Linked DNA regions of Homo sapiens: regions 1, 2 and 3 are each linked to region 4. A link is a contact called in ENCODE Hi-C or POLR2A ChIA-PET data. All regions are on one chromosome and are shown on one strand. The core of a region is the stretch at or near the end of the contact, and the rest is flanking DNA. Distances in the headings are between cores, read along the strand shown.

Region 1 (2,700 bases), core at 5-2,504, 140 kb after region 4:
CAGAAAGAATTTTGTTCCCATAGACAGAGAGCCATCACTGTATCCTAGGCTCCTGGATTCGGCAGAGATCCAAAGTCCCTGTGGAAGTGTGATGTGGCCTGGGATGTACCCCTGTGGAAAGACTAGAAGGTGTGAAGGCTTCCAGACCTTTGTTGAGGACTTATGAGAAAGTGGGGAGGGAGTAGGGAGGGCTGTCGGCTTCTCTTCCTCCGGAAGGATGGCCCCTGCTGAGACAGGGGGCTGCAGCTGTCACTTTGCAAAGTCCCTTCAGTCCCCCGTCCTTCAAATCGGCAATTTTATGTGTACCTTTTGCAACGGAGACAGTTAACTGACCTCACTTCCCACTGCTATGGCTTGGTGGGAAGGGATGGTTAGGAACAACTGATTCACACATCCCCAGAGGGAAGGAGGTACAGAGAAAAGCTTGCCCCCGCCAACTATTCAGATGTCCACAAAGCAAAACATGCAGATATTTGGAAATAGCTAAATAATCAGTGGACTTGATCCAGTTTCAATTCTCATGCAACAAGTGCCTTTTGCACCGAGCATATCATGCTTATATTTAGTGTCAGGAAGACTTGGCCACAGCTAAGTCTTGGCTCTGTGTGTTTGCACGTGTGTGCATGTGCACGTGTGTGGGTATGTGTGAGTGCATGAGTATGTATGCGAATGTATGTGTGTATATGAGGGAGTATGATTGGGTGTGTGTATGTGGGTTTGTGTGTATTATGTGAGAGTATATATGAGCATGTGTGTTTGTATAAGTATGTGAGTATGTGTATGTATGTGAATTTGTGTGCCACTGCATGTGGGAATGTATGTGTATATGAGTTTACGTGTGTGTGTATGCCTGTGAGTGTATGTGAATGTGCCAGTTTGTGAATGTGAGTGTAGGCATGTGTGAGAGCTTGTGTGTGTGTGTGTGTGTGTGTGTGTGTGTGTGCACGCATGCTCAAACATGTGCCTGCATCTGAAAGCTCTTGCAGAACAGGAGCCTGGATTCCAGCTGGTGACATGGGCAGCATTTCCTGAAATTGCTTCTGACTCACAAGCACTCTAAGACCAGCAAAAATCATACAAAACAATTAAAATATGCAGAAACTTGGGTTTGCTTTCTTTTGGTTAGTTTACATCAGGGAGTTGTTATTGGAGAAGAAATTTGTCTCAAGGTTTCCTGAACACAGCAGAGGCACAGCCTCTGTCCTGACTTGGTGTGACCTTTGCCCCCTTCCTTGCTGGGCTGTATGGGGCCGTGTATGTCAGCTGCAGTCATAACCGATTTCACTCAGAGTTCCAGGTTGCAGAGCTATCTGCCTGACCTCATTGTGGTTTTCATGCCATGGCAAGAATGTCTAATGGAAACCACACTGGGCTGGAAGTCAGGAGTGTTCCTGTGTTCTTGGGTAGATCAACTAAACTGTCCAAGCCTTAGTGTACTCCTGGGTCAACTTGGGATTAGCAGCGTGGGCCTGCTTGCCTCAGGACTGATGAAGAAAGAAGAGAGGAGGGTAGCACACTGAAAGAAGCACTAGCCCTAGTATTTGGTGGTTAGCTTTTGAACCTAACCGGTAAAGTCAAGGGGCTCTACAGGTCAGCTCCTATGGTCTCTGATGTCCAGTCCAAGTTTCCTTCAGTTTCCATGGCTCCTTGCCCTGTAGCCACCTGCAAAGGGAGAGAGAAAGGGAGCATCCTCTCATTTATTGACTGTCCCCATTCATCAATTTAAAAATAACCCTTAATGTTCCACTGTCCCTAAGTAAAATCTGATTTTCCAAATCCCTGAACTTCTATCTTTGCACATTTGCTCCTGCCCTAGCCTTCTGCTCTTCTGCAGGGACTAGCTTGTGTCACACACATCTGAGGCTGGCTTCCACCACCTGGCCTTCAGAAGCAAGCGGCAGTACCTCCCTCCAGGACCCAAGGTCAGGAGCATGTGATCCTGACCCCAGCTGGACGCCCCTCACGACTCCACCCCACAGTCTCAGAAGTTTTCTCATTGGAAGGGAGAGGGAGGCCTAGATCACAGTCAGATCTGAGCAGAGAGGAATTCCTCTGTGAATGCCAATTCAGACTTTCTTTATCCAAAGGCCACACAATGTGAGCATAGATAATCTCTTTGGAAGTTTAGATCAAATAAATAAGAGTCATGTGTAAAGGCTATTCTCTTGTGTCTGTGATGAGAGCCAGAGAATTCCATTGTCACTTCAATGATTCCTTCTTCGTATCTTGGCCATGGCCCTCCTGCCTTGGAAACCCTTTCACCTATCAATAAATATGCACAAAGCACTTCTTTGTGCCAGCTGGTAAGTTGGGTATTGCAGGATACAGGGCTGTCCTCATGGGGTTTCAGTGCAACGTGAAGAAAAGATGTTAAACCAGAACTACAGTAAAATACAATGTGTTGCAAAAGGAGGTGTGCAGCTGGCTTTGGGTATACAGCACAGGGATTTAAACTTCTCTGGGGTCAGGAAAACCTCCCATGGAGTGATAAGTTTAAGTTGAAACTTGAAAGACTTAGGGGGTCAGCTCCAAGATGCATTCCCAGAATAGTGCCTGGCACAGGAAATTCTCCCTAAATATTTGTTGCAGGAATAACAGAGGAGTCAACAAAAGGGGATGATTTTGTGGAGAATATTCCAGGCCAAGGAAATTTCACACTGATGTTTATGTGGCCTGCTCAATGCAGCAAAAGAAGCCCTC
Region 2 (2,844 bases), core at 273-2,772, 230 kb after region 4:
ACACTGTGTGCTCCGTCAATGCTCATGACCATTTGGTACTCACGCTGGAGTGTGGGGGTTCGGAATGAACACTGAGACCAGCCATGCAGCATCTGTCCTCTCTTTCTGTGAAAAGTGCCATTCTGTATGTGACATGGACCCCTAGCTTTAGACCCTACAGATCACAGTGCAGTGTCTTTCACAGAGTGAGTGTGCTGGGTACTAGTGATACTAAGCTGGGTGATAAACCCTGCTAGAGAGGTGCGGCCTGCATGGAGTGGAGAGTGTGTGACAAGGTGAAGCAGCCCAGACAGAAGTGCCAGCACCACCATCCACTAATTGGGTGACCTCAGCCATGCACCCGAGCTCTGGGCCTCATCTTTCCCATCTATAACATGTGGGCATGTACCTTTGTTTTGGCAAATAAATGACAATATATGCTTTTAGAAACTGGTGGCTACTAATCTTATGTAAAGAATGTGTGTATTTATCTTGCCAAATAAATATATGGTTGCTCTTCAATTTCGGATCATGACAAGTCGATATCATAACGAATTTGTTGTATTTCTTGGTCAGGGAAGAAGGAGAGAGAAAAAAACCAGTGCCTAGTGATGACGCCAAGTCAAGGTAAAACCTGGCCAAGGGTGGACCTGGCTCCAGTGTCTCTTCCAGTTCTCCTTCACCCTGGGGATTACTCATTTATCTCTATGAATGCAGATTTATGGACCTATAAATGAATATATGTGTTAGGGCCACCATTGCTTGTTGTAACTCCACAAAGCATGTTGACCACAAAACCTATTGAGGGCCATAGGGGCCCAGCCTGCAACGCAGCCCATCTGCTCCCTGCATCCTCATCCACCGCCTTCCTTACCACCGCCCACCCACATGCCAGCACTGCCGCGCGGCCTCTGCTCCGGCCGTCCCTTGGCCTACACTGCCTTTTCCTAATCTTTCCCAAGTTGACTCCTAACACCTTTTAAGACTGCCTAGAATCACCGGGAAGGCTTCGCTGGCCCACCCCTGCCCGCCCAGCTTCCCCAGGCTGGGGGAAGTCCTTCTTCTGGGGGCTTCCGTGTGCACCTCTGTGCCTCCACGTCCCTCCTCACACGGTGACTTTCCGATGATGCGCCTGCCTCCCCTGTCCATGGATAATGAATTCACCCAGGACAGGGCTTTGTCTTTTTCATTCCTGAATCCGAAGCTTACCTGCTACTAGAGAATTTGTGAATTTCCGTTGAACACGTGGAAGACCTAGGAAGCTGTGGGGGAGAAAGAATGAATGACTTTCTTCAAGGCCTCCTGGCAAAGCAGCAGTGCAGCGGGAACCGGAGCCGGAGGACGCTGGCTCCTCACCTAGAGCCCTCCCTTGGGTCAGGGTGGCTCTTCTCTCCCATACCTAGCGTCCGGCGCTTGGCTTTGTTTCCCGGAGTGGGTGGCACTGTTTGGCCGCCACAGGCACAGCATCGCCCCTAGGCATCGCCCTCCGCACCCGGGGATGCGGCGTCCCCAGCCTTGCCTTTCTTGATGGCTAAAGCAACAGCGCCACCTTCCGGCCTCAAGGCCACCGGGCGTGGCCGGACTTGGGAGACCTTGGGCGCCCTCTTGTGGAATTTCAGAAGTTGGGCTGCGAAAATGACTCCGTTATCCCCAGCTGACCATGAGGCCCGCTGGGCACTTCCACCTCTGAGGTTTGAGTGGTTCAGTGGGCCTGTGCAGGGAAACCCAGCCTAGAAAGCAAGCCTTTATAGCTACCTTGGTGTAGAAGATCAGAGGCATATGAGGTGAGAAACAGGTGACATGTCACGCTCCCTGGAGACAAAATGTCCAGAAAGCTCCTCTAGGCAGCAAATAAAGAAGTTATGAAAAGGAACCGTGGAGAAAAAAGAGGTGAAGGGAAAAGAAAGGGAATGTTATTCTGACCCACATGCCTCACCGCCAGGGCTGAAGTCACTACTAACAAGGCCATTTAGGAAGAGCAGGCTGGAGTTGACAGCCTTTCCCCAGGAGTCCTCTGGTTTCCAGGTCCCCCGGTTTGAAGCACTCAGGAACACACTCAGCCCCTGAATCTTCACTCAGTTCCGTGGTGTTACTGGCAATCGTTGGATATCCCTGGCTGGGGCTCAGCCTCAGCTCCGGTGTCAGCTACATAAGAATCTCAGCATCTTGGGAACGTGAGCTCAACTTGAAATACACTTCCCTGAAAGGATTACTTTGTTTTGGGACAAGGCTCATATCAATCTGTCCTGCCAAGAGATTACTGCTGTTAAACTGTTGGTTTTCACTGCTGTCAAACATAATCTTACAAGGAGAGAGAGGGGCAATCACCCTCAACACCCAGCTGCAAGAGAAGACTTTTGACTGGGCAGGACTTTTCCTGGCACTCTCTGGAGAATAAAAAAGGAATATGTAGAATGGCTGTTGTGTGATTAATGCTTACACCCACAGTGCGGCTGAGCCATTCCCAGGGGTGCACTGAGTGGGATCCCTCTACATGCAACGACCCTGCTGGCATTTCACAGGTGCCTGTGGAGAAGGCCCATTGAAGACCTGGGGCTGAAAGTGCAGCTCAACTTTGCACATATGCTTGGATTTCCTCTCTATTCCAAGGCAGACAGTCCTCAGGGTTTGGCCTAACACACAAAGGATGGGAAGAATAAAGAAACGATGTTCCAACAGTATTTCTGCAGATCTAAGCTACTGAAGGGATGCTGGACCAACCACGATAGATGCTTCCTTTTCCGCAGTGCCTCGAAAAACACTTAGGAGTGTGAAGGAGTGAAATTTTATGCTATTGGCCTTGTTCTCATTTACTTTTGATTATTATAAAATTATTCTAACGCAAAACCCATAAAAAATTGGTAA
Region 3 (2,770 bases), core at 268-2,767, 190 kb after region 4:
GGCTTTCTTTGAAATTTACATCCCAGAAGAATATCCTGGAACTTTTATAGATGAGGGAGTTCCTTGGGAGAGATGGAAAGGGGAGGAAGAGGAAATGGGAAGAGATTGGCGTGGGTGCAAGGAGGAGGAGGTAATGATCATTTAAAGGAGAAACGGAGGATGGAAGTGGGGTGGCGTGCAGAGCTGTGGTGGAACTCAGCCTCGGAGCTGGGCTTGGCGGGGTTGGAGAGGCCCTGGGCTGCAAGCAGGGGATCCTGTGCCTTTGAGGTACAGACTTTGAATCCACAGAAGTGTGTGTGTATCGCCCCACTTGATCCCAGCTTGCTTTCCTTCATCCCTTTATTCATTCATCTGAAAGTCCTCATGGGAATTTGTTTTGTGACTGTTACTGGGGACACAGCAGTGTACAAGACAGGCACGTTTCTTCTTCTCTTGGAGCTTTCGACTTGGTATCAGCCCATTTGCCTCTGTGAGGAGAGACAGTCGAAGCACCCATGAGTCGTTCTACTCTCAGAATCCAGCTCTGCCCGTGGTCTGACGAAGGCTGAGCCCCAGAGCTGCCACGTGGAGAGGCTGCTTGTCCACAGGCACAACTCCTGCAGGGCACAGCAGAAAGCGAGGAGGCATGCTGCTGGAGAAGGCCTAGCAGCAGTAACCGCCACCCTGCCAAACCTGGCCTAACATGGAAAAGACCCAGGCAGCCAACGGCCTCCTGAATTAGGTTGTTTGACAAAGCAATGAATGTAGCCTGGAGAGAAGCAGGCTGGAACTGCAGGGCATGCTACAGCTATCTTCAAAGATCTGAAGGAGGTCATAGAGGGGGCATGGTGGAGGTATGTACAGCGGCTCCAGAGGACACAGTTTGCAATGCTTGCTGGAAGTTATAGAAAAAGGAATTTGGGCTTACTGTAAGAAAAAATTACATGAAACATAGTAATGAGCTCCCTGTTCTTGGAGGCAGACAAGCAGTGTCTGCACCAACCTGCTAGTTAGTGATGGCACAGAAGAGGTGGCTGCACTGTATGAAGCTGGGCCTGCACGGTATCCCATGCTCCTTCCAATTTTAATACTTTATGATTCTGTAAAACACCGAGAAACTTTATTTTTAAAGCCACAAACCACTTATTTTTAATTTGGGTGTTCCTTTCCCATATTATTATTATTTTTTGTGGTGTGGGAAAAAATGTTTCCAAGGCCCTTCCCTTCTTTGCTGCCTCTGAAAAGCCAGACCTGGGCACGTTTTCACATGAATATTTTACCCTAGAAACTCCGGGCAAACGGGGTCCAGTGCCTTATACACTGGGAAACTGCACAGCTCTGAGCCCCTGAGAAGTGCGTAGTGTTATCTCCAGTTTATTGTTCATTCTTAGAAGGTACTCTGATGATTATTTAACTATTTTCCTGTCTTGGTTTGAAGAGGCAGGAATTAAATGTCAGTGAGTGTGTGTAACAAGAACTATGTAACCCTGCCCTTTGGGAAGAGTGTGTGGGGGGAAGCTAAAATTACTTAGATCATGTAGGGCTGCGCTTTGAGGTTCTCTGGAGCAAGGCTTGTGATGCCTGGGACAGCAGAGCTGGCAACAGCGGGCCCAGTGCCCTCAAGCCCCTGCTTCCTGCCTGTTTCTCTGGAAGTCAGCTGAGCTTCATGGCCACCCTAGAGCACAGCCTTGGAGCCCCTCTCCGCACACGTGGGTGTGCTGCCTGTCTCGGGTTAGCCATGGCCCATGAAGCTATCTCTGACTCCTGAGCAGCCAGACGTGGGGTGGGGTGGGGTGGCAGGGTGGGAAACCTCCCAGTCACCAACAGTGACCTTGGTGAGGCGCTGGGGGTGAGTCAGATCCTCCTCACAGACTACACACGGCTGCCACCTCCTGGAACTTGCCATAACCCAGGCAACTCTCAGATCCTGGGCCTTCACTTGTGATGTCAGGGATGGGGGCATTGCAAAGGAGGGAGGCGGGGACAATGGCTGGATGTTACCTGCTCTCTACTCTGGAAACCCAAGGCTGGAGGCTGCTGCAGCTCTGGGCGCCCTGGGGGCTTCTGCCAGCCCCGCCTGGCTTCCCTCTTGGAACAGAATGGAATCCTCACAGGTTTATAAAACCAAGCCTGATTTCAGGAAAGGGGGTGTCCTTTGGGGCACCTTTGATTTATCCTGCCATCCTCATCCACATCATGCCCCACAAGAAGCCCTTTCTCTCTGAGCCGAGGTGCTGTCACAAGCTGTTCAGAGGCCCCCATGCCCTAGTACCTCTGAGACAAGCAGTTGCTGTGGCAAAGGAGAGGCACCAAACAAAGACACTGGCCCTCTCTAAAGACTCTTGGTGACTCTAGAGCCAGAAGTCAACAGTGGGATGGACAGATCATCTCCAGCTCCTGTCTTCAAAACGCACCTGTGTTTTAACGGCTCCCCAGGGAAGGAGATCCAGTCACTGGCTAACATTCTGCGATGGTGTCTGATAGCCCTCACCAGCTCCAGAATGTTCCTATCCCTCTTAGGCTTTCTTTTTGTATCTTCATCACTCTGACGTTGGTGCGCTTTCAGGCCCTGTTTGCTGCAACCCTGACTGGAACCTCCACATTTAAGTTCCTAATGAAATCTTCTCTTTGACTTTTGCTCATTTATAAAACTTTGTGCCAGCTCTTGGGGTCCAGAGAAATCAGTTTCTAGACCAAATGCCAAGTGCCATCTCCCAAATCTGCAGGTGAGGGTAGTCACTAAAATGCCAAGTGACCTGTCTGCAAGCCGACAGCTGAGGGTGACCTTGCT
Region 4 (2,907 bases), core at 346-2,845:
GCCTTGAGCTTTGTCTTTGTGCCCAGACCACTCTCTGCTGTGCAGAAAGAAAAGCCTCACGGAACTCTAGAACACCCGGGTCTGGAATTAGGGCGATGGGGACATGGGCATGCTCCTGTGAGTCCTGCTTCCACCGATGGTGAGACTTTGAGGCTCAAAAGAGTCAATAATTGCACAATGAGAATGTACATAATACCACTGAACTGTACATTTAAAAATGGCTAAAGCATGTGTATTTAGTAAAGACGGGATTTCGCCATGTTAGTCAGGCTGGTCTCGAACTTCTGACCTTGGGTGATCCACCTGCCTCAGCTTCCCAAAGTGCTGGGATTACAGGCATGCCGGGCATGGTGTCAGGCGCCTGTAATCCCAGCTACTTGGGAGACTGAGGCAGGAGAATCACTTGAACCTGAGAGATGGAGGTTGCAGCGAGCTGAGATCACGCCATTGTACTCCAGCCTGGGCAACAAGAGCGAAACTTCATCTCAGAAAAAAAAAAAAAAGTTAAATCAGTAAATGTCATGTTATGTGTATTTTACCACAGTTAAAAAAAAAACAAAAAACAGCAGCCAAGGTGGATAGCAAAGTACAAAACATGCAACAGCAATGACAGTAGCAGCAATGATTTGCACCCAGTTCTTAAGTGCAAGCAGCATAACGGGGAATTAAACAGCTCCCTGTCAAGGAAGGCTTGAGGAGAAGAAGGGCAAGCATGTGGAAGCCCCCTGTGAAGGCTCTCCCCATGCACACTTTCATCACTAGGGCCTTGCTCTGTGACTCTGACCTCTCTTCTTGCCCAGCATGGTCCCTGGGACCTAAGAGTCTGCCTTTCCTCACCAGAATACAGCCCCCCTCCAAGGCTGCAATTTTTCTCCAGGGGTCCTACCTGGGAGCTTAGCTGTCAACACCACCCTCTCAGATGCTCACCGCCTATGGCATCCTGCACCACTAAAGCTTGGGCAAACATCTTGCGCTTTCCTTTTCCTTAGTTAAGAGTATGATATTTGCAAAGGAACTTTACTAAAAACAAACAGGAATAGATGAAGAAATAATGACCCAAGTTACAAATTGCATAAGCAGAAAAGTAGCTCTACTATATTAAACACATAATCCTACATTCATCACAAAATTAAGTGCTTGACATACTCATTTTTAATTTTTGCAACACTCTGAAAGGACGTTGTTTTTGTGCTTCTTTGAGAATCAAGGGAGCTGTTGCTCAGAGGTCTTAGGTACACAGCAAAGCTAAACCAAGACTCGCACCCTGGCCTGACTGGCTCCAAAGTCTTTCTTTTTACCTCTGTACTGCTCCTAGGGTTCTCATTCAAAGGAGGTTCATAGAAACAGCAGAGAGCTTTAACAGATGCCACAGGCTCCGTGAGAACCATGCTCTACCCCTTGCTTGCAGACACATTTTAGGCCGTTTGCCTGCCTCTTTGTCTCTTAGCTCCTGCCTCATCAGTAAACTCGTGGGGGTAGGAGCTTTCCTGGCATTGCTCAACCCTGTACCCGTAACACCACAAACAGAGCTTGGCATATAGTAGGTGCTCATAAATATTTGTTGAATGGGTGAATGAATGATGACTGATCTCTCGGCGACATTACATTCTGCCCCAGCATTCACAGACTTCTCTGCCCGTTTATCTTGTGCTGCTGTCCACAGACAGACGTCCACTTTCAATTGTAACTCAGTTTTCAGACCCCACAGCCTTCTTTTTTAATAATAGTTTCTGGGTGACTCTATTAGCTCTTAGTTAACTTATGAGCTCCACCAAATGAGCTAGTCCTTTCGTAGCCCAGGTTACCTTCTTGAACTCTCTCTAGAACCACACAGACTACTGTTTACTTAGGTGAGTCATAACGGTGGTTGTGATCATGGTGATGATGAATAACTAACATTTGTGGGGCAGTTAAATATTCTAGGCATCATCAAGTGAAGGACTATGCAGGCATCATTGCATTTCTTTGTTTGTTTTTGTTTTTTGAGACAGGGTCCCTGTCTGTCACCCAGGCTGGAGTGCAGTGATGCCATATCAGCTCACTGCAGCTGCAACCTCCCAGGGTTAAGCAATCTTCCAGCCTCAGCCTCTTGAGTAGCTGGGACTACAGGCATGTGCCACCATGCCTGGCTAATTTTTAAATTTTTATTAGAGACGGTGTTTTGCCATGTTGTCCAGGCTTGTCTTGAACTCCTGGGCTCAAGCGATCTGCCCAGGAGATCATTACCCCTTCAGCCTCGCAAAGTCCTGGGATTACAGGCATGAGCCACTGTGCCCGACCATGTCATTGCATTTAATTCTTACCTCATCGTTGGTCACGGGTCCTATAATTATCCCCATTTTACAGATGAGAGAAACTGAGACTGAAATGGCCCAAGTCCTGCATATTTATTTCTGCTTCCAAAACTTGAAACTACTTTGTACTTTGCAACCTGAAAGTTTTCTACCTCCTACCTCACAAAATACACGGTCTTAGAAAAAGCTGCACTCATTACAACAGACCTGTGATATCACAATGCCCTGCCACACTCTACTACGAATACACCATCTGCACCACAAAAATCAGCACCCGCTCTGTAACAGGTGGGATATCCTTTTACAGTAGATGGAATGCCCTGCTTGGTTGATAAAATTGGCCCATCTTTCCTCCTTCCAGGACCTTCTACCAGCATCGCATTTCCTAAATCACTTCCTTTGAAAGAACACAGTCCTTCCAAAAAGCTCTCAAGCTGTATAAGTTTTGGCTGGACCCCATTCAAGACCAGTATTTTACACTTAATCTGCTTCTACATGGAGCAATCAGGATAAAGAGGATTTATGAGGAGTGCTTTCCCGGAGCCTGACCTTTCTCTCATGTTTTACCATTTATTTATAGTCTAGTGTCTTCAGCAAAGACATCCTGGGGCCT

Evidence for each region. Hi-C counts contacts between places; a loop is a spot of excess contacts on that map. ChIA-PET counts read pairs that join two places held with the same protein, here RNA polymerase II (POLR2A). Pooled maps may share reads with other maps.
Region 1: a map of PC-9 shows a loop between it and region 4 (7-fold over the local background). The contact joins two enhancer-like sites. A Hi-C loop is called at or near these places in 2 of 168 maps with a recorded cell type or tissue (MCF 10A and PC-9), 4 of 37 single-sample maps with no recorded cell type and 6 of 50 pooled maps. POLR2A ChIA-PET finds 5 or more read pairs at or near these places in 1 of 52 experiments (Panc1).
Region 2: a loop to region 4 is called in a map of transverse colon, with 2.1 times the contacts of the local background. The contact joins the promoter of LINC02551 here to the enhancer-like site in region 4. A Hi-C loop is called at or near these places in 2 of 168 maps with a recorded cell type or tissue (sigmoid colon and transverse colon), 1 of 37 single-sample maps with no recorded cell type and 5 of 50 pooled maps.
Region 3: a loop to region 4 is called in a map of Panc1, with 3 times the contacts of the local background. The contact joins two enhancer-like sites. A Hi-C loop is called at or near these places in 9 of 168 maps with a recorded cell type or tissue (Calu3, IMR-90, MCF 10A and 6 more) and 6 of 50 pooled maps. POLR2A ChIA-PET finds 5 or more read pairs at or near these places in 2 of 52 experiments (Panc1 and naive thymus-derived CD4-positive, alpha-beta T cell).

The regions. Positions count from the first base shown.
Region 1 is chr11:130,771,442-130,774,141 of GRCh38, forward strand. LOC105369576 (a long non-coding RNA gene) reads right to left here. Exons shown (of 4, transcript XR_948197.4): 4 at 1-1,662. Among named protein-coding and RNA genes, the nearest start is that of LINC02551, 89 kb to the right of the region's middle. Within about 2 kb of position 1,255, at least 7 of the 41 ENCODE cell types and tissues checked have a DNase peak (open chromatin) inside an H3K27ac peak, as active enhancers do; they include PC-9 and Panc1, where a contact is called at or near this core.
Region 2 is chr11:130,860,588-130,863,431 of GRCh38, forward strand. It overlaps LINC02551 (long intergenic non-protein coding RNA 2551), which reads right to left and starts at 1,523. Exons shown (of 6, transcript NR_125383.1): 1 at 1,379-1,523; 2 at 1,189-1,241. RefSeq lists enhancers at 884-1,384, 1,385-1,885.
Region 3 is chr11:130,826,116-130,828,885 of GRCh38, forward strand. No RefSeq gene overlaps it. Among named protein-coding and RNA genes, the nearest start is that of LINC02551, 35 kb to the right of the region's middle. RefSeq lists enhancers at 1-533, 534-1,112. Within about 2 kb of position 1,518, at least 8 of the 41 ENCODE cell types and tissues checked have a DNase peak (open chromatin) inside an H3K27ac peak, as active enhancers do; they include Panc1 and heart right ventricle, where a contact is called at or near this core.
Region 4 is chr11:130,635,341-130,638,247 of GRCh38, forward strand. No RefSeq gene overlaps it. Among named protein-coding and RNA genes, the nearest start is that of MIR8052, 30 kb to the right of the region's middle. Within about 2 kb of position 1,596, at least 9 of the 41 ENCODE cell types and tissues checked have a DNase peak (open chromatin) inside an H3K27ac peak, as active enhancers do; they include PC-9, Panc1 and heart right ventricle, where a contact is called at or near this core.